2 separate regions of the Homo sapiens genome follow, and region 1 is linked to region 2. Evidence: read pairs that join two places in POLR2A ChIA-PET (ENCODE). Cell type or tissue: PC-9. All regions are shown on one strand. Each heading gives the region's core, and the rest is flanking DNA. Links, peaks and the distances in the headings are about the cores only. Region 1 overlaps POLN (DNA polymerase nu). Region 2 holds the start of NAT8L (N-acetyltransferase 8 like).

Region 1 (15,624 bases), core at 8,833-11,332, 110 kb after region 2:
CCACATGGTATTGCTTAATTAATTCCTAGTAATTCCTATTGCCTTATAAGTAGTCTTGATATTCAATAGACTATGTCCTTAAATAGTGATCCCCCGCGCCCAGATTATTTTGGCTCTTTTTAGTGTTTAGTATTTCCACAGAAATCTGAGAATCAATTTTTCAGTTCCTACCAAAAAAAAAAAAAAAAAAAAAAAACTCCTGCCAGGATTTTAATTAAAATTGTCTAGAATCTATAAATCCACTTGGGGGAGAACTGATTATATGATTTTGATGTAATAGGTGAACCATTAAATCATAGTGCTCTCTGAATAAAGACTGAGAACACAAGAGTTGTGGCCATAAAACATTAACAGTGGGCGGTATCTTGCCTCAGTATAATCCAGAATTGCAGTTTTTGTAGAAAAGCTATCCCTAGGTGGGTGAAAGTGCATGGAAATACTTAGCCAAGAAAACAGCTTAAGATCTTCTAACTCTCCTTATCTTGATGACTTACTCACAAAATAACTTTCTAACCAATAGTCTCCCAGTATATCTTGACTTGAGCAGCCTGAGAACACTGCTCGCACTAACCGTGTACAGAGCACTGAGTGCTGGCTGAGGGCCAGAGGTGGAGCGCCATCAGCCACCATGGCTCCGCGGGCTCACCCGCGCTCTGCGCCGGCTGCAGACACCACATTCGTCTGACCTCCCTTCTCACTCATTTCCCGCTGGTGCCTCTTCTCTCACTGACCTTTAAAGATCAGTTTCTCGGAGTTTAACTCTGTGGTTATCTATGCTGGCTGCGTATCGCAATCAACAGGGAGCTTCAAAAGCAGGCCCATGACTAGGCTCCCCCGCCCAATTCTGACTCGTGGGATCAGCTGTGGGCCTGGGCATCCGTGTTTTCCAAATCTCCGGGCAGGGCAGAGGACCATTATCCCAGGGCGACTTTAGTAAAAATCAGCTGGCAGCTTCCAAGTGTGGATTCCCAGCATGGGACTTGTCTTGAGCCCCGTCCCACAGGCCCAACTGCTGTTTTGTGATACGGCACATCAATGTGTCATATGCACTTCTGTCCTAACATATCCAAGGCTGAACACTGGACCTCCCCCTCCATAAACAGTTCCTGTTCCAGTTTTCCCTGAGTAGTGGCTGTATCTATTTGCCCAAGTGCACAACTCAGAAAACTCAAAACTACTCCACATGCTGACTTCTGTTCACACTCACATGAACTTATCACAAGGTCCTTTCTGTTCTAAAAATCCTCTAAAAATCCATCTGCTTTCCATCTGCTTTGCTCCATTTTCATTGCCATGACCTGGACTGCAGTGACAGCCTACTAATGAGTATCCCCCATTCTCCAACCAGCTAAAAGAGTGATCTTGGCTGGGCATGGTGGCTCACACATGTAATCCCAGCACTTTGGGAGGCAGAGGTGGGCAGATCGCCTGAGGTCAGGAGTTGGAGACCAGCCTGACCAACATGGAGAAACTCTGTCTCTACTAAAAATACAAAATTAGCCAGGCGTGGTGGTGCATGCCTATTATCCCAGCTACTAAGGAGGCTGAGGCAGGAGAATTGCTTGAACCCGGGAGGTGGAGGTTGCCGTGAGTTGCTATCACACCATTGCTCTCCAGCCTGGGCAACAAGAGTGAAACTCTGTCTCAAAAAAAAAAAAAAAAAAAGGCTGGGTGTGGTGGCTCACGCCTGTAATCCCAGCACTTTGGGAGGCCAAGGTGGGTGGATTACCTGAGGTCAGGAGTTTGAGACCAGCCTGGCCAACATGGTGAAATCCCATCTCTACTAAAAATACAAAAATTAGCCAGGCCTGGTGGTACACACCTGTAGTCCCAACTACTCGGGAGGCTGAGGCAGGAGAATTGCTTGAGCCTGGGAGGTGGACGTTGCAGGGAGCTGAGATCATGCCACTGCACTCCAACCTGGCCGATGGAGCAAGACTCTGTCTCAAAAAAAAAAAAAAAAAAAAAAAAAAAAAAAAAAAAAAAAGAGTGATCTTATAAAAACATACCCAACACCTATTAGAATGGTGAAAATCCAGAACACCAACACCACCAAGTGCTGGCAAGGATGTGGAGCAACAGGAACTCTCATTCATTGTTGAACTCTCATTCATTGTTGGTGGGAATGCAAAATGGTGCAGCTACCCAGGAAGACAGTTTGGCGGTTTCTTACAAAACTAAATGTACTCTTATCATTTCATCCAGCAATCATACTCTTTGGTGCTTGCCCAGATAAGCTGAAAATTTATGTCCACCTAAAAACCTACACACAGATATTTATCTCCGCTTTATTTGTAATTGCCAAAACTTGGAAACAACCAAGATGTTCTTCGTAGGTAAATGGAAAATAAACTGTGATACATCCACGCAATGGAATATTATTCACTGCTGAAAAGAAATGAACTATCAGGCTGTGAAAAGACATGGAAGAAACTTAAGTGCCTACCACTAAGTGAAATAAGTCAATCCGAAAAGGCTACATACTGTGATTCCAATTTTATAACATTCTGGAAAAGGCAAAACTGTGGAAACAGTAAAAAGCACAGTGGCTGTCAGGGGCTGGTGGGAGGGAGGGAGGAATAGGCAGAGCACAGGATTTTTAGGGCAGTGGCGCTGCTCTGTATGATGCTGTAATGGTAGATGTATGTCATCATACATTTGTCTAAACCTACAGAATGTCTAACACCAAGAGTGAACCCTACACCCAAGAGCAGTCCAAGAGTATATTGTGTAACTACGGACTCTGGGCGATAACGATGTATCAGTGTGGGTTCACTGACTGTAACGATGGTACCATTCTGTCGAGGATGTTGATAGAGGGGGAGCCTGTACATGTGTGTACAGAACAGCGAGTACAGAACAGGGAGTATGGGAACTCTCTGTACTTTCTGCTCAATTTTACTGTGAACCTAAAACTAAAAAATAGTCTTTTTTTTTTTGAGACAGTGTCTCACTCTGTTGCACAGAATGGAGGGCAGTGGTATAATCACTGCTCAGTGCAGCCTTGAACTACTGAGCTCAAGTGATCCTGCCACCTCAGCCTCACGAATAGCTGGGACTACCAGTGTGCACCACCATACCTGGCTAATTTTTAAATTTTTTGTAGAGAAATGGTCTCACTATGTTGCCCAGGCTGGTCTTGAACTCCTGGCCTCAAGTGATCCTCCTGCCTCAGCCTCCCAACGTGCTGGGATTATAGGTGTGAGCCACCATACATGGCCATTAAAGTCTATTTTTAAAAAATCTAAGATCATAGTTGCTCCCTTACTTAAACAATTCCAAGGCTACCCATTTTTCTAAAAATCTACATTCCTCCCCATGGCCTACAAAGCACAGCAGAATTGGGTCCTTGTTCACCTCAACCCCATCCCTCCCATTCTTCTCAGTCACAAGGCTCCAGCCTCAGCCCCTGAGCAGCCTGAGCCTTTTCCCATTGCAAGGCCTTGTTCTTATTCCTTGCATAGGCACTTCCTGATCTTCGAGCTTCAGCTTACACATAACTCCTTAGCGTTCTCTCTGGACCACTCAGTCTGGAGTGTGTCACTCTCCCTGTTATTACCTTAATGGCTCTTATCCTGCTGGATGGTTCTTATAATATCTAATTTTAGGTGTCAACTTGACTGGGTTATGAGATAATGAGACAGCTGGTAAAGCATTATTTCCGGGTGTGTCTGTGCGAGTGTTTCCAGAGGAGGCTGGCATGTGGGTTGGTGGACTGAGCAGGGAAGACCTGCGTCAATGTGGGCAGGGACTATCCAATCAGCTAGGGGCCCAGTTAGAATGAAAAACAGAGGAAAGGTGAATTCACTCACTCTTCTGGATCTGGGACACCCTTCTCCTACCTTTGGACACCAGAATTCCAGACTCTCCCGTGTTTGGACTCTAGTACACACACTGGCGACACTCAGCCTTGGACTCAGAGTTACACCGTCAGCTTCCCTGTCCCAAGGCTTTCAGGCTTGGACTGAGCCACACTATCAGCTTCCCTGGGTCTCCAGCTTGAAGAAGGCCTATCGTGGGACTTCACAGCACCCCCAACTGCGTGAACCAATGTCCCTAACAAATCCCCTCTCATATACCTATTATCTGTATCTATATCTGCATATATCCTACCGGTTCTATTTCTCTAGAGAACCCTGTTACAGTTCCTCGCTGGAATAGATATTCCATGATGATAAAGACCTTTTCCCCACTAAACCATCAACGGTGTCTAACACAGAGCCAGGGCCACAATAGTGTTTGCTGAATAAAACAGGAAGGGCATCTGTCCTGCTCACGGCTGTATCCCACATACTGGATGCCCAGCAGTGGGTCAGTGCACACACATGACCTGGAGACCCCATCACTTCAGTTAGTCAAGGGGTCGCAGAAGCAACTCCCAGAAATGATGAGTGGCTGGTCCAGGAATCCTGACCCCAAGGCTGGACCATCTTCCCAGAGTTTGAACTCCTTATGATGTTCTGAGAACATGTGACTTCACTGCAGAAAAAAAACACCAAAGCTTCCTTCAGTTCGTTAGGGAGGGACCCTTGTTTCCCACTCATCATGTGCCTGCTGAGGGGAGGGAATTCCCACTATACCCCAGCAGGAGTGAGTGGACCAGCTAGGTACCACAGGACTCTAAACTACACTGCACAGGTACAAGGGGACATGTGTTCTTCAGCCCACGAGGAGCATCTGAGAACCCTGAGGTGAGTGTCAAAGAACTGACATTGCATAGACTGTGTTCTCTTATCACACTTCATTTAATTTAGAAATCAAGGCCAGGCATGGTGACTCATGCCTGTAATCCTAGCACTTTGGGAGGCCGAGGTGGGCAGGTCACCTGAGGTCAGGAGTTTGAGACCAGCCTGGCCAACATGGGGAAACACCATCTCTACTGAAAGTACAAAAATTAGCTGGGTGTGGTGGCAGGTGCATATAGTCCCAGCTACTCAGGAGGCTGAGGCAGGAGAATCGCTTGAACCTGGAAGGGGGAGGTTGCAGTGAGCTGAGATTACATCACTGCACTCCAGCCTGGGTGACAAGAGCAAGACTCTGTCTCAAAAAAAATTTTTTTTTTAGAAATCAATAACAAAAACTATCTGGGAATCCCCCACACATTTGGAAATGTTAAGACACACTTCCAGACAACTCGATGGTCAAAGAATTATAACAGAAATGAGAAAATATGTAGAGTCAAACAATGAGAAAAAAATAATACGTCTCAAAACTTGAAGGGTTCATTAGTGACTTCTTGAGCATCCACTATGTCCCAGGCATTGTACTAAGCACTGGGAACATCCCAGGAACAAAAGAAAAGTCATGCACTGTTAGGGCTACATGTAGTTGGGGGAGCTGAGCAGCAGCAAATGTGTGTGTGACACAGGGGATACCATCAGCTGGTTTCCCCGACATCAAACATGGATTCATGGAGGAAAAGGGCAGGGAGGGGACAGGCGCTGGGGTGAGAGGAGCCACAACGCTCACCAAGGCCTCCAGGAAGGGGAAAGGGAGGATGGAGAGAAGTCATGAGAAGAAATCTGAATCTTGAATTTGGCCACATACCTGGCACAAGCCAATCTTTTCACATGCATGAATGAGCAACTTGACTTCCTCAGTTAAATCAAAGAGTGAGGCTAATATGATTTATGCTCATCATGTCTTTATGGGAGAAAAATGAGCTCCTCGTGAAAGCTGTTGTCTTAACAAGAGAGCACATCGGCACCAGAAGAGAGTGATGCGTCCTTTCTTGCACTGTTGGTTGTCTGGAGAGGGAAGGGAGTTGCAAAGGGAAGGGCAACAGTGCCAGCTGGTGCCAGGACAGAGGTGAGCTCAGGTGCAGGTGCGGGATGCTCCCTGCTGGAGCTCTGGGGCATGCTGCCCATGTCCACTGTGTGGTGTTGAGACCCAAGCCTTAGTCTCCACAGCAAGACAGATGCTGCTTCCAGGAACCATCTTATATGACCCAGTGCTCCACGAACACACCACAGATGCTGAGTTCAGCACCAGGAGCTGGTTTGGTTCTGGGAACAAACTGAAGTCTTTGATCTGCACAACCTACATTCTAATGGAAAAGCAAACACACACCTAAGATAAACTTTAGGTAGTGGTGAGTTGTGTGCAGAAAATAACTCAAGGTGAAGAAACAGCTGTGACTTGGGGCCTTACTGTAGTCTGGGTGACCAGAGGTCTCCTGAACACAATGTTTAAGCTGACAATCAGAAGCAAGCAGGAAAAATTTGTGGCACGAGTCTGGGGACAGAGAAGGAGCTGGCGCACAGAGCTGCAGGCAGCTCAGCAGGCGCTGGAGTGGGGGGAGAGAGGAGGTGCCGGGCCAGGAAGGCACAGCCAGAGCACGGGCCTGGGGATACGCTCTGCAGCTCAGATTTGATGCTAAGTGCAATAGAAGCTACTGGAAGTCCTAGGGCAGTAACGTGACTTTTCCAATGCTTTTAAAGGATCACTCTAGGTGTGAAGGATGAGCAGCAGGGGCAAGAATGGTTGGAGGGATCTAAGTGAGAAAGGTCTATGGTAGAGACGGGGGAATGGGGAAAAGGAGGCATGCTCAGGACCTATTTTGTGGGTAGAGACCTTGACACTCACTGTGAGAGGAGGCGGAAGGAAAGTCAAGGACGACTCACAGGACTTTTCTCAGAATGGCCGATGCTTACTGGTCTTTTGAGAGCTTTTACGTCTGGCACGGTCCTAAGTGCTGTTTCACACAGACACATGGACACACACACACGCACACACACTGAAGCCTTACAAGATTCCAGTAGGGAAAGTACTATTATTATTTTTCTTTTATAGATCAGGAAACTGAGGCACAGAGCAGTCGAGCAATGTTTTCATGTTGTCCAAACCATGCTGGCCAGTGATGGCTGACCCCACTGCCCTTGTTCTTACTTACTACTCTGTACTGGCTCCCAAGGACCTGGAAGGAGGACGGGCCCTTCACTAAGGTGGAGAAAGCTTGAAGAAGAAGAGGATTTGGAAGAGGGCAGTTTCAAGTCCCTCCAGTGGAGCATCCTCTGTGGGAGTCCATTATTCACCCAGTAACTGTCCATTAAACCAGCAAAGGCCAAGTGCAGGCACAGTCAACGAGCTCAGGCTCCTTGAGGGCCTGTACTCTAAGACACCCTCACAGGGCGGAGACTGGAGGAACGTGGTGCTGGAGAGGGAATAGGGCCAGAGGAGACATCTTAGAAGGAAACCTTCCTCTGTTACAAAGTCGAATGCTGGACAGAGCACAGAAAGCACAAACTGGAGCCTCAGAAGCTGGTTCTCACCACAGTAACCAATATTCACAATAACATGAATTCACTTATTTACTGACTTCCACTCTGTGTCTTTTCAGTAAAAGCACTCACTGTCTTCTGAATATCGATCTATACTCTCCCACTCCAACACAGCACAATCTCACTACTCCTTGTCTTCAAAAAAAATTGATTCCTCTCAAGAGAGGGGTAGGTAAAATTCTCTAAAATAAATCTGAGGAAAGGAGAAGACTGATGACCCGTTTCTAGTTCCTCTTGGGGACACGAAGCAAAGAGGTTGTGACTGGATTGTCAAGAAATTGGTTTTAAGAACAAAACTCCACCAAATTATGCTTTTCAGGAAGTCAAGCCAATTAACTGCTTCTGCAAAAGTGTACTGTCTGCCTCTCTCCCTTGGTCCATAGCGAGAAAAGCAACCTTGGTGTGGGGAGCCCCTCTTCTGCAGAAACTGCTGCCAGCATGAGGGGACGGCCTGAGAGTCTCGGGTGGGTCTGAAGGTCAGCACACATGTGGTGCAGACATGCTGTCATTCTAAAAAGAAAAAGGATAACTCTGAAACCTTACCACTGCTTCTGATGTAGACGGGTATTTCTGCAACCCCGTTCTGGGGAGACTGTTCCTTTGACTCAGCAGGTGCAGCTTTAACTTGCCAAAGAGGATCTTCAACAAAACAAATTAAACATGGTGAGGGAATCTCACATTTGAGAGAAACAGAACATTACTATAGCAGAGCCCATGCCAACAGCCAGAGAAGACACACCCAAACAGACATTACAACATGCTTAAATTCTCATTTAGTACTTTTCTACAAGTTAAAGGCTTTGAAGTAATGAATCTCAATGTGTTCATTACTTGTGAGAGAACATGAAAAACTTACTTTTCAGATAGTTGACATAAAATAATACTTATAAATTCAAAATAAATCTCCCTTTAACTCCTGAATAAGAAATACATTTTATGAAAGAACCAAAATTCAGCTTTACCTCTCGAAGCTGGTTATTGCTCGTTATAAGAAACCGTTCTCCTGCAACAAAATGAGCTTCTTGCTCCAATTCCTTGAGACGAGCCTGAAAATATGATACACACAATTAATTTCATTCATAGTTTTCACAATTTAAGATTGTTTAATTTGTTCATCAAACAATTCTCAACAGCGAGATGGGCACGGTGGCTTATGCCTGTGATACCAGCCCTTTGGGAGGCTGAGGCAGGAGGATCACTTGAGACCAGGAGTTTGAGACCAGCCTGGGCAACATAGTGCGACCCCACCACTAAAAAAAAAAAAAAAAAAAAAAAATTAGCCAGGCATGGTGGTACACACCTGTGGTCCTAGCTGCTTGGGAGGCTGAGGTGGGAGGATTGTATGAACCCGAGGGTTCAAGGTTGCAGTGAGTTATAACTGTGCCATTGCACTGCAGCCTGTGTGACAGTGAGACACTGTCTCAACAAACAAACACATACACACAAAATTCCCAAAGAAAGCTCTTAAAAGAGTAATAAATAACCTATAATTTATCAAAATAAGCATAAAAATACACACTTTGGCCAGGCACGGTGGTTCACACCGGTGATCCCAGCACTTTGGGAGGCCGAGGCAGGTGGGTGTCTTGAGCCCAGGAGTTTGAGCCCAGCCTGGGCAACATAGTGAGACCTCATCTCTACAAAAAAATAAAAATAAAAATAAACATATTTTGCCTCATGGTGAAATACCTAGGCTCATAGAAGCATCCTCCCCCAAAGGTAAGAAAACAAACTTAAAGTAGTAAAAATAATGGGAAAGAAAGAATCAATTCTCCAACAATATTAAGACTAGAAAAGGGATCCAACATCACATAGAACAAGACAGAGGTAGAAAGTATAGGAAACAGGCTTGTATCCAGAATACATCAGGATATCCTATACATCAGTAAGAAAAAATATAAAAATGGGCAAAAGACTTGAGCAGATCCTTTACAAAAAGAAATTCCTAAAAGCTAATGATGCTATGAAAAGCTAATCGATCCCACTAATGTGAAATGTGACATACAAAAATGATATCACTCTGGTCCAGAGCTCTAAAGTAGAGTCAGGGAGCCATTCTAAGGACTGCCTGCATGACCTGAAATGCTGAAAAACAAAAACAAAAACAAAAAACAGGAACTTGAATTGAACCTCTGAACTGGGCTCAACTGCAATGACCACAACATCCTGGAAAACAGCTAGATTTTGCCAGTGCTGCACCTTCTGAAGAGCGACAACCAATGAGCTCAACGGACTCATGTACTAAGCCAACCGCCTCCAACAATGATAATTCTTTCACAACAACTGTGTATTCGCCCTTAGCTTCCTTTTAAAAATCTCAACTCCCCTTCCTCTCTTCAGAACACTTATTGGCCTTTAGCTGAACCTGTGTCTCCTGAATTGCAGTTTCTAAGACCCCAGGAATGCCTTGTCTAACTGCTTTGCAGTCTGCTCTTTCACCTCTTCTTGGTTGACATTAGTAATCAGGAAAATAGAAACAAAACTCATAATGAGATATCATTATAGCCTCACCAAAATGGCTACAATGTAAAAGTCTGATGCACCCAGGGGAAGTGAGGATGTGCAAGAATGGGATCCCGTATGCATTCTCATGGGTGAGACTCTGGGAAGCCATTGGGCATTATTGAATAAAACTAAGCAACAGCTTCCCTGTGTCCCAGCAGCACTAGTCACCTCACAGCCCACAGAAACCTGTGCCCACAGGCACAGGGAATGCACTCAGAGGTACAGCGTGGTTTGTAACGACTGCCACTTGGAAACAACCACACGCCTATCGGCAGTGGGACAGAGACACCAAGGGCAGCACAGTCCACAGCGGGAAACTCCACAGCACTGAGTGACACACAGAAACACAGGTGGAGCTGAGATGTAGAAGGCTGGGTAAAAGGCCACACGTAAGTCACTGTTTACTTACAGTTCAAAAGCAAAGCTAAACTACATTGCTTAGGCTTTGAAGTGGGAAAGCTAGAAAGAAAAGCAACGATGAAAAGGCTACAAAAGTCAGGGTTGCAGTTACTTTTGGCAGCAAGAAAGGGGTTCTGATAGGGAAAGCACACAGGACTCTGGAAAGTCTGTGCTTTGAACCAGGTGATGGTTATATTGGGGTTTCCTTTAAACATTTTATTTTAAAGATGCTCCTGGCATGTGCTTTAGCCTTTTTAAAAATTTGTGCAGATGTATGAGGTACATGAGAAAATGTATTACGTGTATATAATGTGTGGTGGTCACGTCAGGGTATTCAGAGCACCCATCATTCAAGTTCAATACCTTTTTGTTAAGTACAGTCATCCTACGCTGCTATCAAACACTGAATTTATTTCTTTTATTTTACTGTATGTTTGCACCCTTTAGCCTGCTTCTCTTCATCTTTGCCCCGCCCCGCCACTGCTCACCCTTCCCAGTCTCTGTGTCTATTTTCCCACTCTCCACCTACATGTGTTTTCTTAAGAAAACTGAAGTAGAGCATTTTTAAGTATTTTTTCATGCATCTTTACACATCTCTGTATTTTTGTTTTTCAAGAAACCCAAGAATTCCTTCACCAAACTACAGGGGACAATGTCCCTGTAAGAAAAACGTAACTTTTGAGGAGGATCCTGAGGAGCCATTAAAGAACTCCCCGGACACACACGCACTAGATGCTGTTTAGGTCTTTTCAATGCTTGGTTCTCCCCTGCAGGCGTCAGAAAGAGGGAGAAACACTGTCAACACCAAACAAGGAAGAGAAGAAAAGGAGAATCTACTCTAGACCTGCCACTGGGAACAACTATCTCATGCAGGAAAGAGATGGCCAGTACAAACCATCTGGAATAATAACTTACCCCAAGAAGTGCTGACGTCTTCTCCATCTCCTCTTTGTTCACCTGAATGGCATGGCTTTCCATCACTGTGATTCGAAACCCAAACCAGATCATATTTGCATTAATGTATTCTTTTTACTAAAGACTAAAATGCTTCGCTCCCTGATGAGGACAATAATGACTGCAACTGCCATTTACTCAGCACCTGCTGCATGCCAACCTCTGCACAGGATCTGTCAGGATCCCTGTGTCATACAGGCAAATGGGCGCATTGACAGAGCTGGCCTTTGAGGTGGGAGTGGGCGAGGGGACCGCACTGGCCAGCCTGGCCCTTCCCACACTGTGAATGCCCCCTGGCTGACGTGGTGCCCATCAGGACCTGCGGTCAAAGGCAAAGGCAGAAGAGAGCCCTGCATCAGTTCTTGCAGGAAGGTTCTCAAGGTTATAAGGACAGCAAACCAGAATGAGAGACAACCACTAACACATAAAACATCTAGAGAAGCCTACTCCTCCTTGGCCAGGCAGCACAGAAGGGATCCCATATGACCAAGATGTCAGAACCTCGAGTCTTTCCACACCAAGAGGGAATGCAGTCCAACCCCTCACTACAGAAAGGGAAAATAATAGGCTTGCTACCTCTCTGGTGCCCATGAGATATACTATCTACTCCTAAGTAAGGTATGGAGAAATGTTCATCCCAAACAATATGAAGAACCCTCTAGAAAAATGGCTGTACTTCATCTTTATGGTAACTTACCTGCCAAAATTGGTATCAGAGGAAGCTCCAAAGTACGAAATAGTTGCCATAAACCATAATCCTGTTTAATAGGAAGAAATAACATCAACGTCAATTTAAATATTATTGTATCTGCATTTTGTTGAAAAGCCTACTTTTTTTTTTTTTTTTGAGACAGAGTCTTGCTCTGCTGCCCAGGTTGGAGTGCAGTGGCGTGATCTCAGCGCACTGCAACCTCCACCTCCAGGGTTCAAGTGATTCTCCTGTCTCAGCCTCTTGAGTAGGTAGGACTACAGGCACCCCCCACCATGCCAGGCTAATTTTAAAAATTTTTAGTAGAGACGGAGTTTCGCCATGTAGGCCAGGCTGGTTTTGAACTCCTGACCTCAAGTGATCTGCCCACCTTGGCCTCCCGAAGTGCTGGGATTACAGGCATGAGCCACCGCACCCAACCAAAAAGCCTAAATTTTGTCGAGCTAGAATTAAGGTGACCCCTATCATGGGCATGGCTGGTCTCCCACCCAACCTCGACTCCTCTTACTTGCTCTTCCTAATGAACTCTTATTTCCCTTAAGTAGGCTATTTTATTACCAAGATCTAGTAGAGATAGTTAGAAATATAGATAGGTTCAAGTCAAACATTGGAAGTGGAAAAAAAGAAATAAAAAGAAATTCTGATAGGCCAAGCCCCATCCTCAATTTTCTTCACTCTTTTTCATTTTTAAGATTGATTTAAGCATTTGTGGACTTTTAGTCTACCATTTTAATTTCAGAATAGGCTTACTGAATTCCCAAAATTTACCAATAATTCTCATTGATTTTTCACTGCCACTATGGATTAATTTGAGGAACATTAGAATCTTTATTCCAGGCCACCTCCCCTGAGAGCATGGAATCTCTATTTATCCGGGCCTTCCTGTGTTCTTCATGAGTCTCATTGTTTTTAGTTTTCCTGCTGCCATTAGAGAGTCCCAGGCTCCATCCTCCAACTCTTGCCCTCATGTTCTCTCCTGCCCCTCCAGACCCATTCTCTGCCCTGCCCTTGCCCATAAGGCGGGGCAGGCTCCTCCAGGTCACATCACCCGGGCCACTCCTCTGCTCTCAGATGGGGCATAGGGGGCAGGAGGGAGGGAAACAGGCTGAGCTACTGCCTGTCCCTGGAGCTTTCTCCTTCTGGCTGGTTCCCTTTGCCCTCCCTGGCCTCTGGACACAGTCCCTCCACTCAGCTCTTCTTGGTGGCTCATTGCAGTGGCTGTCTGCTTCCCAGGAAGACTCTGGTTGAGTGAAGCTATGTCCATCCCACTATTAATCAAAATCAATGCTCAGCTTTTACATTAACTATGGCATTGGAAACATCCCACTTAAAAAAGAGGCTTTAAAAAATATTACAATTGTTTTCAACCTACAGAAAGCATTTTTAAAACTTCAGTTCTTATCATTCTAGACAACCCTTTTCTGAGTAATGCACAGGTTAATTTGTTCTTAGAACTCAACGTTTCGTTTCCTTCACATTCAAACTCCCTGGGAGTGCGGGTGCCAATGAAAAGACATCTCTTGTGAGCCTCTGTCAGCCAGAAATTATAATAAAATGCCTTGCCTTCAGTTTAGAGCAAAGGTCCATTGTAAGTCTGTAGAGTGTCTTCAGGTTCTCACGTACATTCTGATTCTTTAAAAGAGCAAAAGTATTTTTAAAAATCAGATAAACTTGGTGGCAGTGCTCACCACAGTCTGTAACTGACATGACTTGAAAAATGTTTCCTAGTAAAATCCCATGAGGTTTTCAATGGCAGATGTCATGTACGTGGTAGTATCACCAAACACCTCGACTAGACAAGTTCGCATCTGTAGAAAGTGCTTCTACTGCGCAAGTGCAAGCTATCCATAGCTGGACACTTCCTCCCAACCGAGGGTATTTCTTCATTTTATAGACTGAGAAACAGAACCACAAAGAAGCTTAATGTCTCAGGTACAATGATTAAATGGTAGCAGGGAGAGGAGAATGCAGACCTGGCCTCTCTGGAGTCCACAGCTCCATTCTCTCAGCCTTACCACCTTGCACCCACGCACAGCTGCTGCCACGTTCCACACTTACCCCTCCATTCTCACCCCAGGAGATGCACACAGAGGCCCTGGGAGATGACAAACAAGGGTCTGTGTTCAGCTGACAAAGAGGGAGATGGGATGAGATGTGTCCCTCAATACAGAGTCTAATTACCCTTCCCCTAACCTGGAGTGCCAGGACCTCTTCAACACCCCATTCTGCCAAACAAATCCCCCACCTCCAGCCCACTCAGACCCAATTTTCTGCTGAAGGCCTGAGATTAGAGTGAACATCCCATGGGACCAGTGGCTAAGTGCACACACCTTGGCATTGTTTTCTAGTCATCTTGCTTGTGGCTCTCCTGTGAATGTTGGGAGAACATCCTACAGAAGAGTCCCTCCATGTCAAGTTCTTGACTGCCACCTGGCAGAATTCTACCTGGCTGCCTGCAGGAGCCTTCCACACCCCAAAACTGACCATGTGACTCCTAGTTTGAATACCCCCAGGACAGGCCCAGCTCCCTGGTATGGCACAGCTGCACGAGGAGCCCCTAAATCTTCTCTGGCTCCCCACAGCCATGCCTCCTTCTCCCCAGGTTGGTCTTGCTGTCCTCCATAGAGGCACCATGTTCTCTGAGAGTCTTACCATATCCCTGCTGCTCCCTCTACCTGGAACTCTCTTCCATTTATCTGAACAATTCATGCCACCTCTTTGGAGAGAATGGTGTAACCTGTGATCTGTAGATTAATGATTAATGGCTGGACTTCCATCTCCCACCCTCATCCATGCCCTGCATGGCTCAACTACAGAGACATATCTGGCTGATGAGACATAAACAGAACTGCATCTGAGGCTGCCTCTTTTCTGCCTCGAGTGTGGATGAGTTGAACCCTGGCCTCAATTTGACCCTGGGCAAGGCACATGTACGTTAACCTTTCTATACCTCAGTTTTCTCATCTGTAAACTGGGACTGATAATTCTGAGATGGACAACTCCTTCTTTCTAATATCTCAGCTTCTGTTTGGAGAAGTCTCCCTGCCTGACGGCATGAAGTGTGGGTAGGGATACTAATCAAGATGCCTGGCCTCCCTGGTGGGGTGTAGACACATGGTACAAGGAGGGAAAGAAAACACTCTCCAAGTGCTGAAACTTTGACTTTTGGACAGAGAAAAAGTCATGGCTCAGTGCTGCCACCAAGCCTACCAGTTCCAGCTCCCTGGGACTCAGGGCTGCGTGGCTCCTGTTCTTCCCAAGGCCTGGTACTGCCTTTCCTCTGATTCTGTGGGCTACCCCATATCCTTCTGATAAATCTCTTTTTATATTAAGGGAGAGTGCATTTCTGCAACTTATAACCCCAAAACCCTATTGTTACAAATCTTCACATCACAGATGATCTGTGAGGATGAAGTACATGAGGCAAATATCCCCAGCTCAGTGCCTGGTGCCTGACACGGGCTCATATCACCTCTTACCCCCAGCTCAGTGCCCAGTGCCCAGCATGGGCTCTCATCACCTCTTATCCCCAGCTCAGTGCCCAGCACACAGCTTGGGCTCACATCACCTCTTACCCCCAGCTCAGTGCCCAGTACATGGCGTGGGCTCACATCACCACTTGCTTTGCTGTGATTGCTTGAGCTAGCTCAGTAGCCTGTGTGTTCTTCCAGCAGTGATTTTACCATGTAACTGTTCACTGACAGCTAACTAGAAAGCCTGAACAGGGTGGCCCCAACTGTGGCCACATTGCCACCACTAGACACCTCTCCTCTGGGG
Region 2 (15,624 bases), core at 5,709-8,208:
GCAGTGAGCCGAGATCGTGCCATTGCACTCCAGCCTGGGCAACAAGAGCAAAACTCCATCTCAAAAAAAAAGATACTTTTCCTGGTATTTTAAAATTTTTTATTTCATTTTATTTATGGTTTTTTTTTTTTTTGACAGAGACGGGGCTTCACTCTGTCATGCAGGCTGGAGTGCAGTGGCACGATCATAGCTCACTGCAGCTTTGAACATGTGGGCTCAAGGGATCCTCCCACCTCAGCCTCCTGGGTAGCTACATGCATGTGCCACCACACCTGGCTAATTAAAAAAAATTTTTTTTTTAGAAATGGGGTTTCACAATGTTGCCCAGGCTGGTCTCGAACTCCTGGCCTCAAGCAATGCGGTGTTGTCTTGACCTAATTATCTGTGCTCTTTTTTGTCTCAGGAAATAACAGTGTTTAGCTCTAAGTTCTGTGCCTTTGAGATATACATTTTCTACCTTGTTTCTCCTAAGAATCACGTCTTTGGAAGTATAAGTTGAGGGTTTCTTAGCTAACGATTGTTAAGGGCAGTGGAACAGGTAATCAAGAGACTGATAGTCTAAAGGGGGTCGAGAAACAATTTGAAAACTGACAGATGAAGAATCTTATACCCCTACAGGATCTGCTTCTGTCTGTGTGTCTCTATGTCTCTATGTTTATGTGTCATATGCATGTGATATTTCACTACCAACGGGTATGAAGGTGCTCTAGTTAATTAACCAATTCACCAATTAGTTACTTGGTTTAAAGAAAAAGTAGGTGTTAAATAAAATATTTTATCAGAAAAATAGAAACCAACTCAACTGCCTTTGAGTTCACATGACTTGAGGAAACCTCTGGTAGGTAAGACTACTTTGATACTGTTAGTTAGAGGAAAACAACGGTGTCTTCTGATTGGTGAAATGCCTGTGTTTGAAACTTTGGGGTTCTCACTTATGTGGTCACTGCCTCACATTTTCAGGCTGTAAAAATTATTAAAAAGGAAATAACTTGAGATGATGGCTAGCTTTGTTTAATGGACAAATCAAGCATAATAGTTAAGAATGAGTAAAGTTGGCTGGGCACGGTGGCTCACGCCTGCAATCCCAGCACTTTGGGAGGCCAAGGTGGGCGGATCACCTGAGGTAGGGAGTTCGAGACCAGCCTGACCAACATGGAGAAACCCTGTCTCTACTAAAAATACAAAATTAGCTGGGTGTGGTGGCGCATGCCTGTAATCCCAGCTACTTGGGAGGCTGAGGCAGGAAAATTGCTGGAACCTAGAAGGCAGAGGTTGCAGTGAGCTGAGATTGCACCATTGCACTCCAGCCTGGGCAACAAGAGCGAAGCTCCATCTCAAAAAAAAAAAAAAAAAAAAAAAAAGAAGAAGAATGAGTAAAGTGAATGTAAATGGGATAAAAATTTATAAGTGAACTTTTCATAGTTACAAAAGTATTTTTACTTTTTTTTTTTTTTGAGATGGAGTCTTGCTCTGTCGCCCAGGCTGCAGTGCAGTGGCGTGATCTCGGCTCACTGCAAGCTCCCCCTCCCAGGTTCACGCCATTCTCCTGCCTCAGCCTCCCAAGTAGCTGGGACTACAGGTGCCCACCACCACGCCTGGCTAATGTTTTGTATTTTTAGTAGAGACAGGGTTTCACCATGTTAGCCAGGATGGTCTCAATCTCCTGACCTCGTGATCCACCCGCCTCAGCCTCCCAAAGTGCTGGGATTACAGGCATGAGCCACCGCGTCTGGCAGTATTTTTACTTTTTTAAAAATAGGATCTTGTGCTGTTGTCTAGGTTAGAATGCAGTGGCGCAATCATAGCTCATTGCAGCCTTGAACTCCTGGGCTCAAGTGATCCTCCTGCCTCAGCCTTCTAAGTTACCAGATTTGCAGGTTCCATTGTACCTGGCTTAAAAATCTTTTTCAGTAACTTAATATTAAAATCATGTTATGTTAAATTAATAGGTAATAATTGTATTAGTCTGTTTTCACACTGCTGTAAAGAACCACCGAGACTGGGAAATTTATGAAGAAAAGAGGTTTGATGGACTCACAGTTCTGCAGGCTGTACAGGAAGCATGACTGGGAAGCCTCAGGAGACTGACACTCACGGCAGAAGGTGAAGGGGAAGGTAGGCACATCTTCCCATGGCAGAGCGGGGAAGAGAGACAGAGAGTGAAGGGGGAAGCACCACACACTTTTAAACCAGCAGATCTCGTGAGAACTCACTCACTATCGTGAGAACACCAACGGGGAAATCCACCCCCATGATCCAGTCACCTCCCACCAGGCCCCTCCCCGACACATGGGGATCACAATTGAACATAAGATTTGGGTGGGGACACAGAGCCAAACCATATCAATCACATGTCTGAGGTTATTTTTTATTTTTATTTTATTTTTTCAGACAGAGTCTTGCTCTGTCACCAGGCTGGAGTGCAGTGGCACGATCTCAGCTCACTGCAATCTCCGCCTCCTGGGTTCAAGCGATTCTCCTGCCTCAGCCTCCTGGGTAGCTGGGACTACAGGCGCCCGCCACCATGCCCAGCTAATTTTTGTATTTTTAGTAGAGACGGGGTTTCACCACGTTGGCCAGGATGGTCTCGATCTCTTGACCTCGTGATCCGCCTGCCTCGGCCTCCCAAAGTGCTGGAATTACAGGCATGAGCCACCGCGCCCGGCCACAACATGTCTGAGGTTATTTTTAAGTCAGTTAAAATACTGAAACAATCATTAAACACAATTTTAAATTGATATACGTTGGCATTGTATTTTTATATGGTATAGAAAAGTTAAAAATATTTAGATCTGTTAATAAGCAAAAAATTGAGGAAACATCTTCCTAAAAAATTATTAAATGGGCCGGGTGCGGTGGCTCACTCCTGTAATCCCAGCACTTTGGGAGGCTGAGTTGGGCAGATCACGAGGTCAGGAGATCGAGACCATCCTGCCTAACACAGTGAAACCCCATCTCTACTAAAAATACAAAAAAATTAGCTGGGCGTGGTGGTGGGAGCCTGTAGTCCCAGCTACTCGGGAGGCTGAGGCAAGAGAATGGCATGAACATGGGAGGCGGAGCTTGCACTGAGCCAAGATCACACCACTGCACTCCAGCCTGGGCGACAGAGCAAGACTCTAAAAAAAAAAAAAAAAAAAAAAAAAGAAATGGTTTCCATCTAAAAATGCTGATATAAAACAGTTCAAAATTCCTTCCTAGGTTTTTCACTAAACTTGAAGTTACTGACTTACAATTGTAGTTAATGCACTTTGGGAGACCAAGGCAGACAGATCACTTGAATCCAGGAGTTGGAGACCAGCCTGTGCAACGTGGCAAAACCCTGTCTCTACACAAAATACAAAAATTAGCCAGGCGTGGTGGTGCAGGTCTGTAGTGCCATCTACTTGGGAGGCTGAGGCAGGAGGATTGTTTGAGCTCAGGAGGCAGAGGCTGCAGTGAGCCAAGATCACACCGTTGCACTCCAGCCTGAGCAAGAACAGGGAGACCCTGTCTCAAAAAACACTGTAGTTTATATATATAATTAAAACTACTAGATGTAAAAGAAACAATTCTGAATACAGAGCATGTAAGAAAAATAGGTTATGTCTTTGGTAAAGATTATAAAGAAGGCATGAAAATGTGGTTTTTGTTATGGGAAGAGTAAATTTGTCTAGAGGTTTTTAAAGGTTTAGTTGAAGGGATAAAAACGAATGATAGATAAGAGTGGATATAGAAAGCTGTGGAAAGAAAGAGAATGGGGTAAACTGTGAGACGTTATAAAAGATTTATTGGGCTGGGCGCGGTGGCTCATGCCTATAATCCCAGCACTTTGGGAGGCTGAGGCGGGCGGATCGCCTGAGGTTGGGAGTTTGAGATCAGCCTGACCAACATGGAGAAACCCTGTCTCTACTAAAAATACAAAATTAGCCGGGCATGGTGGCACATGCCTGTAATCCCAGCTACTCGGGAGGCTGAGGCAGAAGAACTGCTTGAACCCAGGAGGTGGAGGTTGTGGTGAGCAGAGGTGGTGCCATTGCACTCCAGCCTGGGCAACAAGAGCGAAAATCCATCTCAAAAAAAAAAAAAAAAAAGGATTTATTGGCCAGGCATGGTGCCTCATGCCTGTAATCCCAGCACTTTTGGAGGCTGAGGTGGGAGGGTCGCTTGAGCCCAGGAGTTCCAGACCAGCCTGGACAACATGGAGAAACCTTGTCTCTCTCTGAAAAAAAGAAAAAAGAAAAAAGAAAAAAGATTGATTGACATCTTACCTTGCATAGTGAAAGCTGGTTGGGATTGGAGGGATTGGCATTCCCATTGTGCTTGCAGCCCTCCTCCATCTTCCAGACTGTGGAACGCACAGGTGGGATAATAGAAAACCCATCTGCAATGCTGAAACCAGCTTCTAACACTCCCTGGCCTAAGGTGTTTCCACTGTGGTGCTGAACTGGGGTTCTGCCCTGTTTGGAAAACATCAGCTTTCTCTCTTTGAAATAATACCAGGAAGGCCCTGTGCCTGGATGAAGGAGCCTCCAAACCAGCTCCCCTTAAAGGCGATATTCTTCATTATTGCCGAGACCCTATAGAGCTTCTCACTGCACATTCTAAATTAATTAAGGATTCTGTTAACGGCGAGTTCTCAGGAGATGAAGACATGAAAGTTCAAGGTCTCCAACCTGGAGATTTCATGAGAAAAGCATCAAATATAGGACTTCCTCCAACCACAATAGATGGGACCACACCAGGCAGCCTCGCCAGAGAGGTCGTTTCCATCACTGGAGAACTTCAACATCTTGTTCTTCAGGCCAGGACCAGAAGGAGACAAAATAGGTATCTGGTTACCTTCAAAAATAGAAGCACTCTTCAGTTCTAGATTTCAAATTGTTAATAGTTGCCCTTATTTGTGTCATTTTTTCTTTTTCTTTTCTTGTTTTTGAGGCAGAATCTCAGTCTGTTGCCAGGCTGGAGTACAGTGGCACGATCTCAGCTCACTGCAACCTCCGCCTCCCGAGTTCAAGTGATTCTCCTGCTTCAGCCTCCCAAGTAGCTGGGATTACAGGCGCCTGCCACCACACCCGGCTAATTTTTGTATTTTTAGTAGAGGCGCAGTTTCACCATGTTGCCCAGACTGGTCTCAAACTCCTGACCTCACGTGATCCACACGCCTCGGCCTCCCAAAGTGCTGGGATTACAGGCATGAGCCACCACGCCCGGCCCATATTTTTCATTCTTAAATTGATTAGGCTTTGTGTTTCTAGATGTCCAAAGTCAACCAAAAAACCCCGAGGATGCTAGCTAGATGCTCAGAAGCCATCCGGTATGCGTGGCTCCTTCATAGCAGACGGCCTGACAGACCCCGTGCCAATCAACCTTGGCCTTGAGGCCTCACGAAGTTCTTAAGCGCCCACCGCACCTGTCCTCTTTCCCCCCATGCGGGGTGAGATGGCCCGGGAATGAGCCTTCCCAGCAGAAAAACTTACATCTAGAATGTCGATCATCACTGCTTTGAGAAGAGAAAATTTTTGATCAAACACGAGAAATGAGAAAAGAAAAATAGCCGGAGCTATGTGGGATTCTCAAAGATTATCTGGCCCAGAGACACCTGAGTACAGGGCCTCAGTCCCGCCTCCCCACTCACGCCCGGGGCAACTGCTGGAAGGCATTTTGTTCTTTCTTTTCTTTCCTATAGTGTCCGCCTGGCCGCCTCAGCGTCATCTTCATGTTCCTGGAATTTGTGACAAATAATGTACACCAATCAATAGCTTATGCCATTTTAATGCAAATTCTTGGTGAATTTAGGAGCTGCGTCTTCATTTTTCCTTTAAAAACGCACTTGCAACTGCTGCGAATGAGAGCGCGTGCATTCAGACCAACCTGAGTCTGTCCTTCCACGCTGCAGTCCTCAAACTTGGCCCCAACAAACTATTTCTATTCGTTTTGCCTGTTTTCTCCTTTAGGTTGAAAAGCTGACAGCGGGCCCCAGACACTGAGGGGGCGCCTTCCCAGCTTGGCTTCCCCTCCCCCCCACGCCCCCACCCCGTCCCCTGCCCCTCTCCAGGGCCCGTTCTCTGGCGGACGGGGCTGTGGACCAGTTCAGCCGCCCCTCCCCACCCCACCAGGGCGCTGCGGCCTCACTCCCACGTCCACGGGCAGGCCCAGCCCCTCCTGGCCTTCAGGTGACCTCAGCTGCCCGGCTGGCCCCAACTCCACCGCACAACGCAGACTGCGGGTCCCCAGGCCTGGACCCCTGGCCCCGTCCCGCCCGCGCATGTCGGGGAAGCTCTGCTCCGGCAGCCCTCGGGGTGGTGCTGGGAGGTCGCGCAGAACTGAAGGGGGCTAGGTTCGAGAAGCGCCGAGGATGGGGTCTGCGACCGCCTCCCCGCACCTGAGCTTCTCCGCCCCAGCCTGCGGCGTCTGCAGGTCCTACAAGGCGCAGAGCCCCCGCTGCACCTGCACCGAGGCCACGGGGCGCATGCGCGGCCGCGGGGGGCGGGGGCCGGGCCGGGAGGGGTCCTGCGGGCCCCGCATCCCCGTGCCCACTGCGGGGCTCGGACAGGGGGGCGCCGCGCCAGGCCGCAGACCCCGCCCTTCCGCGTCCCCACTCCGGCTGCCCGTGCGGCTCCGGACGAGGCTTCCCGGGGGCTCCGGGCCGGGGCAGCCGCGGCGCCCTCTCCCCAGGTCCACCGCGGGCGCTGCTTTCAAACAAAGGCAGGAGACGGAGCGGGAGACGCTGCCGTGACTGCTCCGGGCGGCCGCGGAGGAGGAGGAGGAGGACGTGGCGCCGCGATCGCCAGCGGTCGGGCCCGGGGTCGGGGCGCTCCCAGGCGCGCGGCGTGGGAGCGGGGGGCGGGGCGGGCGGCGCCCATCACGCGCTCCGCGGCCGGGTCCCGAGCCCCGCCGGACGCCCCCGGGCCAGGAGCCCCCGCCCGCGCCGCCGCCCCCGCCCGTGCCGGGCCCCTCGCGCTGCCCGGCCGCCCCGTCGCGCCCAGCGAGCCACCCGGCGAGGCGGGGGCGGCGTCTCCCCCACCCCCGCGATCACATGGTGACCCCCGGCAGCCAATGCAGTGGACGCTAGGACCCTGCGGGCCGCGGGCGCCGCGACTGCACCGGCGCCGCCGCATTATAAATACTTCTCCAAAATGCGGCGCAGCTCCCTGCGCGCGCCCCGGCCGCCCGCCGCCTCCGCCCCGCGCCCCTGAGCTGCCGCCGCCGCCGCCGCCGCTGCCGCCGCCGCCGCCGCCGCCGCGGGTCCGAGGGCGCCGCGCCCTTGCCCTGGGCCCGGCCGTGCCCGCCGCCGCCCGGCCGCGTCCCCGCTGCCGCGCCGCCCGGCCGGGTGCATGCATTGTGGGCCTCCCGACATGGTCTGCGAGACGAAGATCGTGGCCGCCGAGGACCATGAGGCGCTGCCGGGGGCCAAGAAGGACGCGCTGCTCGCCGCCGCCGGCGCCATGTGGCCCCCGCTGCCCGCCGCGCCCGGGCCGGCCGCCGCGCCCCCCGCGCCCCCACCTGCCCCGGTGGCTCAGCCTCACGGCGGGGCGGGGGGCGCGGGGCCGCCGGGGGGGCGCGGCGTGTGCATCCGCGAGTTCCGTGCGGCCGAGCAGGAGGCGGCGCGCCGCATCTTCTACGACGGCATCATGGAGCGCATCCCTAACACGGCCTTCCGCGGCCTGCGGCAGCACCCGCGCGCGCAGCTGCTCTACGCCCTGCTGGCGGGTCAGTGCGCCGGGCCCCCGGCTGCCGCAGTCCCTCGGGCCGGCGCGGAGCTCCCCCGCCCCGGCGTCCACGCGGACCCCGCGCCCGGCTCCCGGGGACCAGCCTGGGAAGCCCCCCGCTTTCTGCCGCGCCGGGCCCCGCGCAGGGCTGGCTATGGGCGTGGGGATGGGCGCAGGGCCCCGAGCGGGCCGGAGCCGGGGAGGGTCCGGGGTCCGCACCTGCGTCCCCGCCGCGCAGCCCCCCACCCCCACCGCCTCCCCTGTCCCCTCCCGGGCATCCTGGGTGGGGGCGGGTGCCAGGGCAGGTAGCGCCCGCCGCGGCTGGGCCCCGGCGAGTGCCTAAATATAATCTGCGGGCGGGGGAGGCCGCCTCCCGCTCGGTGCTAATTTATGAGGGGAAGACAGCCGGCGCCGCGGGGGGTGCGCGCGCCTGGCACAGCCGGGGCGGTCGCAGAGGGCGGCCCCTTCAGCGTCTTTGGGTGCCCTTCCCCTCAGAGCTTCCTGCCGGGGTGAGGGGGTTCGCTCCCATTTTACAGATGAGGCGCTTGAGGCCGCGTAGGGAGGACGCGACTCCCCCAAGGTCACGGCAGCCGAAATGCGGCTGGAAGCGGTGTGGGGCCTCCCTGCCCTGTCCCTGCCCTCAGAGCTCCCGGACGCTGGCCAGGAAGGGCTCTTGCTGGGGCCCTGGGAAGAGGGGGTCCTGGAGCCCGAGGCTGGAACGTGGGACACCCCCCTTCCTCCTCCCCCCTCCCCCCTCCCCCGCGCGGGGCCTGGTCTGCGGGGCAGCTCCCTGCCAGGATCTGCCCACCTTGGCTTCAGTAGGCCAGCGTGGGCAGAGTCCTTCCCGGCCCGGCCATCCCGAGGGTGTCCTGCCGTGTTTGGAAGCTCAGAGACCCGCCGAGGCTCATTCCAGGCGGTGGGGGTGGGTGGGGTGGCTGTCTTCACCGCAGGAAGCTTGGAAATAGGGAGAAGTAGAAAGCACCCGAGATGACCCCGGCTCCTCCACCAGGAGCGCGGCCGGGCGCGGCGTCCCTAGCGGGCTTCGCCGGGGTGGCGTCTCTGGGGCCTGGGGACCCCCGCCGCGCCGCTGACCCGCGCCCTCTGCCCCCAGCGCTGTGCTTCGCCGTGAGCCGCTCGCTGCTGCTGACGTGCCTGGTGCCGGCCGCGCTGCTGGGCCTGCGCTACTACTACAGCCGCAAGGTGATCCGCGCCTACCTGGAGTGCGCGCTGCACACGGACATGGCGGACATCGAGCAGTACTACATGAAGCCGCCCGGTGAGTCCCGCTCCCGCCGCTCCCCGACCTCCGCCCCAGACAGCCCTCGGGGGCACGCACTCCAGCGACCTCAGGGCAGGCCTGGGCGAGGGCCGGCGTGGGTGGGCCTGAGCCGGGGCCCCTGTGACCTGAGCCTTCTGGGTGACCGAGGCCTCCGGTGTCAGCGGGGCTGGGGGAGGCACGGCCGGTTCCTCCCGCTGAGTGACCTGAGCTGGCCCTGCGACGCAGTGGCTCCACCGTTCCCTGCTGTGGATGCGTCTCCCTGGCGCCTGCTGCGGTGGGGCAAGGGCCGCTGGGCTCTGTGGGTCCCATCTGGTGTGCCTTGCGGGGATGGGGTTGCCTGCAGTGCCAGGGTCCTGGGGGGAGAGGGCTTGTGTGGCAGGGGCCGGGGACCCTATTGGGGCACAGAGGATGGGGTGGGGGCAGGGGACCTGACCTTGAGCCTTGGCCTTCACTTCTGGCCTGATCGCTGGGCCGCTTAGCTGAAGGGTTTTGTCCCAGCCTCTGTGGCCTTCTATAGCTGGAGGAGCTGGGTCTGGGCTCTAGGGGGGGTGGGGGTTGTTCTCCACCCTCGGGCTGGCCCCCAGCCGCTGAGCCACACCGGTTCCCCCATGCCGGATGCCGCAGGGGTGAAGACTCTGCTCTCTGGGGTGGGAGGCTCTCTGCGATCCTGGAGCGTCTGTAGGCCAACGAGAGGGACAGAGTGTGGCCCAAAGGGTTGGGCAGGGTCTGTCAGGAGCCCGGTCAGTGTCAGGGGAGGGGCAGTGTCTGGCACCGCTGGCTGCCATGCTCCACCCCCGCGCCACGGCCTTGGTGCCTGCTGCTCTCCCTGACCCTTTCCTAAACCCAAACAGAGCATCTGAGCAGCCCCTGAGCCCTGGCCAGCCTCTGCTTGGGAGGGGAAACGGGCCATGAGGAAGCACAGGCCACAGCAACACAGGGGGCTCCGGTGGGCACACGGGGCATGGCCCTGCTCCCTCTGGGCCGTGGCCTCCCTGGTGTGAGGGAGTGGAGGGGTAGCTGGCAGGGCTGCAGGAACACCCCACGAGGGCAGAGGCTGGATAGCTGCTGATGGCCCGTGGTGGATTCTGGGAGCTGCTTGTGCACATGGGGAAACCGAGTCTTGGGAGGAGTGAGGTGTGCCCAGGGCCACATGGTGCTGGGGGTTGCTACTTCTGGGATGGCCCTGATCTCTCGTCTTGCCTGGGTAGGTAGAGGCAGAACCCCTGGGTGGTGGGCAGGCCAGCTGGTGGGAGGGATACTGGTCCAGGATCCCCTCCTTGGAGGTAGAGATGCTGTGTGGGTAGGGAGATGGGGGGTTGGGTGTGGGAGACCCCAGGGGCTCCAGGACAGGGGGCCGAGGAGGGGCAGCCCTCCTGGGAACCCTGGAGCTGCACAAAGCTTGGAGGGCCCAGCTGCTCGTGTCTGTGGCGATGGCAGCGGTGCCCAGTGGCTCCCCCCCACGCTGCTTCTCCTTGAAGGGCCTTCAGTACCCCTTTAGCTGCCTGCCAGGCCTCAGTGTCCAGCAGTGAAGGAGACAGAGGTCCCCTTCATGGAGCCAGCAGGCTGGTGGCTGTGCAGAGGGGCAATGGGGAGGGATGGGAGGGCTTCCCGGGGCTCGGGGCAGGTGCAGAGCCTCCTTGAGTAGGAGGCTGGATGGGCCACAGGCAGGCTGTGTGGCCCTCCACTGGCCAAACCCTTGGTCTTCAGAGAGGTCTCTGGGTGCCACCTCTGCCTTTGGCTGCTGGAGGTGGCTGGGCTTCCCCTGTGGCCAGTGCCTGCAGGTTCCCTCCCACAACCGCCCCAACCTGCCCCTGCACCTCTCCTCCTCCCCTGCCGGTTCCCCTCCCCCACGACCGCCACCTCCTGGCTTCGTGCCTGACTCGAGGTGAGAATTGGGCCGTGCTGTGGATGGGGTGATGGCCTGGCCACTTGGCCTACTGCCAGGAGAGGCCGGGGCCAGAGGGGCCATCCCCTGTCCCCCACTTGGATTTATAGGAAAGCTCCTCCTGGGCTGCAGGGAGCCTTCTGGACGCACTTTGCTGACCCCTGCCCTTTGCGGCCCTCTGCTGTGGGTGCTGGAGTTTGCCGTGATGGCCCGGGTGACCCTGGGTGGCCAGAAGCCACAGCAGTTTGGCTGCACCATGGCCTGTTCAGGGTGGCCCGGGCCATCAAGGCATTTGGTCTGGGAGTAGCTGGGCAGAGGGCAGCGGCCTGACTGGGCAAAGCCTGCCCCAGCTCTTGGTCTCAGAGGAGGGACTCGGGCCTTTGACCACTACTCTGAGCAGCGCAGCCTCCAGGCTTGAGTGGGTCCTGGCTGTTGGCCTGTTGGGTAACAGGTGTTGGGCTGGCTTTCTCTGCTTAAGGAGCTCTGGAGGGGGGCTCTACCTGCTTGTCCTGAATAGTGGCTGCCCCCTCCCTTGGCTCCAGCAGAGCTGGTAGCTAGGCCCCGGGGGCTGCCGGGATTGGGTGTCCCACTGCCCTGGCTTGGTGTCCAGCTGGAGGGGGCAGTGCCAAGGGCCCTGTCTCACCCCAGAGGTGGAGGGGTCTCCCCAGCCTTCCTCACCGGGTGTCCCTGACCGCCCTATCCCCTGCAGGCTCCTGCTTCTGGGTGGCCGTGCTGGATGGCAACGTGGTGGGCATTGTGGCTGCACGGGCCCACGAGGAGGACAACACGGTGGAGCTGCTGCGGATGTCTGTGGACTCACGTTTCCGAGGCAAGGGCATCGCCAAGGCGCTGGGCCGGAAGGTGCTGGAGTTCGCCGTGGTGCACAACTACTCCGCGGTGGTGCTGGGCACGACGGCCGTCAAGGTGGCCGCCCACAAGCTCTACGAGTCGCTGGGCTTCAGACACATGGGCGCCAGTGACCACTACGTGCTGCCGGGCATGACCCTCTCGCTGGCTGAGCGCCTCTTCTTCCAGGTCCGCTACCACCGCTACCGCCTGCAGCTGCGCGAGGAGTGACCGCCGCCGCTCGCCCGCCCGCCCCCCCGGCCGCCCTGTCCGCCTTTGCCCGCCTGCCCGCCGCCCGGCGCGGCCTGCTTTCAGACGCTCAATTGGCGTTTGTGTTGGGTTTCCCCTTTTCAACATCCTGCGGTTGTCTGGCTGGTTCCGGGGGGTGCGGGGCTGTTGTTCTTCGGCGACACTTTGGTGGGGGTGGGTTGTTTGTCGCCATAGCCCCTCGCCCTTCCCCACCTGCCTGGGCGGCTTGCCACCTGAAGAGTGGCATCTTGGACCACCGCGGCTGTCCATGACGCTGCCCTGCCCGCCGCCACTGGGGAAGGCCCAGCCTTGCTCACCAAGCACAGAACCTCTGCAGCAGATCCCGGGGCCAGGCTCCGGCCCCGCCTGCGGCCCCAGCGCCACTGCCTGTGGAGGCCCCAGCTGGCCACGGCGCTGCTTTGCTCCGCGCATGCCGAGGGTGTGGCCCGGCTGAGCATGCCGCATGCACACAGCCCCGCCCTGCCGCCCTGCCCAGACTGGACCCGGAGACCCGGGCTGGTGAGCGCCCCTGTCCCCAGCCCCCAGCTGGCTGTGGGAGGGCCTGCCCCTGCCCCCACCTCCTGGAGGGCCTGGTCTGCCCCGCGCCGCCCGGCTCTGTCCACACCTGCTTTGCTCTGACGCCCTCCATTTCTCTGGCTCCGGCCCCTCCCCTGCCTGGGCTGTGCTGACTGGTGTCATCACCCAGGTGACTCCCATGGCGTCCGTGGCACAGCCAGGGTGGGGGTCCATGGGACCCCTCTCCCCAGTGCCCACTGGATCGTGCTGGCCTCTCCCAGATGTCCCCGGGGACCTCCTGCCTCTGGCTGACGGTCCACCCTGTGAATCTTATCAGCCCAGGCTGCTGCCAACAGCGCCCAGCCCACAGCTTCTCCCAGCCTGAAACCAACACATTTTCTAATAAGTTATTTAGACAGAATAGCACTCTGCATGACTTTAATTCTTGGGACAAAACGGTAGTTTGTACCCTAAGACACAGTTTCTGGCCCAGTGTGATGGGGGTGGGTGGCCGGGTGGGTGGAGCGTTTTGCTGTTGGAAACCTGGAGGGAAACCCTGATTGGATGTCATTTCCTGCCATGGAGCACGCCTCCCAGCCCTGGCCTGCAGTGTGGGCAGGGTGGGGGGCAAGGGAGTCCGCAGCCTCCGGGAGGAGGGGCAGGGCGCTGCCTTGGGCTGGGTGGGAAGAGGGGTGGCCGCCTCGGCTTCCGCTGGCCATGCTCCTGGTCTCTCCTTCCTGAGGTCACAGGCAGGGGCTGCCCTGGACGGGGGGCGGGGGGGGTGGCCTGGAAGGGGAGACAGAGGTGGAGGGTGGCACAGGCTGCACATTCAGCTTAGAAGTGGACCTGGCTTTGGTGGCAGGAGAAGAATAAACACTTGCCCAGACCCCTTTGTGTGGGGGAATTGGGGAGGGGTCGTGGCAGGCAGGGTGGGCCACGGAACTGGGTCCCAGGCATCAAGGCCACGTGCAGGGCCATGGAGGGATGCTTCTCACGAGGCGCTTCAGAAGCGAGCGAAGGGACAGAGAAGCCCTGCGTCCAAGGGCCTTTTGTCCTGTTAGCAATTGAGGTGTGCAGAGCACTGTACAGACCCCACTCCCCTGTACATTCCTCCCTGGAGGTGCCCGGTCCCCGCTTGGGGATGGGAGTTTTGTAGACTGTACAGAAATCGGCACCCTATTTTCTTGCAGCTCAGATTTTGTTAATCTGGAATATACAGACAGACGTAAAGTGTTTTAGCAAAATGGAAACAAACAGTTGTGCCTTTTTCCTCTTTTGGTTTGGTTTGGGTTTGGCCTGGGGCTGGTCCCAGTTGGTGCGGGGCATGCTGGGGGCAGGAGGGGCAGGGCGGGCCAGGTGGAGTCAGGTCTTGGGGGTGTCATGTCGGGGTGCTGCCAGCGTCCCTTGGTCCTGTGCCTTTGGAGCCTCGGGCTCCTGGGGTGCAGGGTGCTTGGGGGTGGCTGTTGGAGCCCACCGACGCCAGGGCAGGGCCTGGAGGCCCAGGGACTGCCAGTGTCTCCTTGATATTGATCCTAGCAGATCCCCCTCCTGGGGGTTCTGAGAGTCCTGGGCAGTGTGGCCTTCTCTCATTCTGGTGGCATCTGCGCCCGTGAGTGACCTCTTCCTTGGCTGCACTGCCCTGTGGGTGGTGAGACGCTTGGCCTTTTTTGTTGCTGCCAGGACTTGGTAGAGATGGCAGGAAGGGTGTGCGGGGTGGTTGTGTGCAGAACCCTGCCGCCCCTGAGGTGAGCAGAGGCACTGGTGTGCCTGCCAGGCTGGGGCGGAGCTGCCCGGAACCCTTGCCAGGCCAATGTGTAGCTTGGTGGCGCCCTTGAAGGCCACTGGGGGGTAGGTGTGTCCTCCCCCGGGGCTGGAGGCCGGGTGCCTGGTGGGTGGGCCTGACCTGGCCCACCTCATCCCTCCAGCCTGGGATCTCACTGCTCTGCACATGTGCACTGACGTGAATTTTATACGTTTGTAGAAACTCTGATGTAACTTCTTCTACCTCTGAAGCGCCCTCCTGGGCCCTGCTGTCACGTGGCTGGTGCGGCTTCCCCGAGTGCTGGCCCCCTGCCCGCTCCCCATGGGCACCCACCACTCAAACTCTGCGTGGTGAGGCCCGGGGAAAGCCAGGCCGGGCCCTAGCACTGCTCAGGGGCCTGGGGCTCCTGGGATTTCTGTGTGTTTGGAAGCCTCTGTTTTTGGAGTGGGGGGCGTGGAAGGCGGGAGGGGCTGACAGTGCCTGGGGCCAGAGCTGGGCGAAGGAGGACATCCTCACTGGACGAGCACTGCAGGCCTGACGAGAGGCTCCGGGCAGCTGAGGGCTGAAGCGCCTCGGGATGCCCCACACTGCCCAGAGCCACGGGTCTTGCTGTGCTGGGGGTGGGGTGGCCCCAGGCAGCTGCCACTGCCCAGGTGTGAGTCGCTGCAGACCTGGTCCCTGAGGGTGGGAGGCCTGCTTGTGCTGAAGCTGCCATGTGGTCTGGCCCCCAGAAGGGCTCCTGAGCGTAGGGAGTTGAGCCCCGCAGCCGTGGCGGCATCTCCTCCTCCTTCCTCCGCCCCATGCCCAGCCTTGCTTCCGGCTGGTGGCATGCCTTGGGGCCGGGCAGCAGGTGAGAAGCTGCCCCCGGAGGGAGGGGCCAAGGGCTGGGTCAGTCTGGCCTGAGGGGTGGATGGCTGGCCCTGGGGGAAGGCTGGGCCTGGGAGGCCCTGTGGACAGCAGGCCTGAGGCCACGAGGTCCTGGGGCCACCCCTCTCCTGCTCTGGGTGTCCTTCTCAGAGAAGATGGCAGAAGGCTGCAGGCCCTAGAGGGGACGACGGGCTGGGGACGCCCTGAGCTTCCTGGCTGTGTGGCAGGTGCTGGGGAAGCTCTCTGGGCCATAGGGACCTGGCTCCCCTCTGAGAGGCCCGCCTGCCCTGGGGCACCCAGGGCTGTGCTGGTGGCCTGAGGCTGGGAACTTGGGTTCCTGGGCTCTGCTGGCGCCTGGGCTTTGTGGGGGCCGAAGGTGGTTGCCCCGCCGGGCAGGGGGCTGTGTGGGCCCTCGTGGGGCCACCTTCCTGTCAGTGCCCGAGGGACGGTGGGACAGTTGCCCCTGCGCCAAGGGAGCCCACTGCCATCCCCCGTGGGCTGGCGCTGCAGTCGCGCACCCTGTGTTGCC

What was found. Peaks named below come from ENCODE experiments on the same cell type or tissue, not always from the same donor. Only the 100,000 strongest peaks of a DNase experiment are listed, where the experiment ranks them.
Region 1: POLR2A ChIA-PET joins it to region 2 with 5 read pairs; 3 of 35 experiments call an interaction of 5 or more read pairs at or near these places.

What each region holds. Positions count from the first base shown.
Region 1 is chr4:2,162,856-2,178,479 of GRCh38, forward strand. POLN (DNA polymerase nu) reads right to left here. Exons shown (of 26, transcript NM_181808.4): 9 at 13,411-13,479; 10 at 11,836-11,896; 11 at 11,100-11,164; 12 at 8,243-8,326; 13 at 7,824-7,919. Among named protein-coding and RNA genes, the nearest start is that of HAUS3, 71 kb to the right of the region's middle. RefSeq lists a silencer at 4,854-4,913 and an enhancer at 10,590-11,789. In PC-9, for the core only: no CTCF peak of the experiment used is centred there; no DNase peak of the experiment used is centred there.
Region 2 is chr4:2,052,196-2,067,819 of GRCh38, forward strand. NAT8L (N-acetyltransferase 8 like) reads left to right here and starts at 7,132. Exons shown (of 3, transcript NM_178557.4): 1 at 7,132-7,692; 2 at 8,803-8,967; 3 at 11,565-15,624. The coding sequence starts at 7,317. The coding sequence ends at 11,932. RefSeq lists an enhancer at 14,337-14,950. In PC-9, for the core only: no CTCF peak of the experiment used is centred there; no DNase peak of the experiment used is centred there; H3K4me3 peaks cover 602 bases.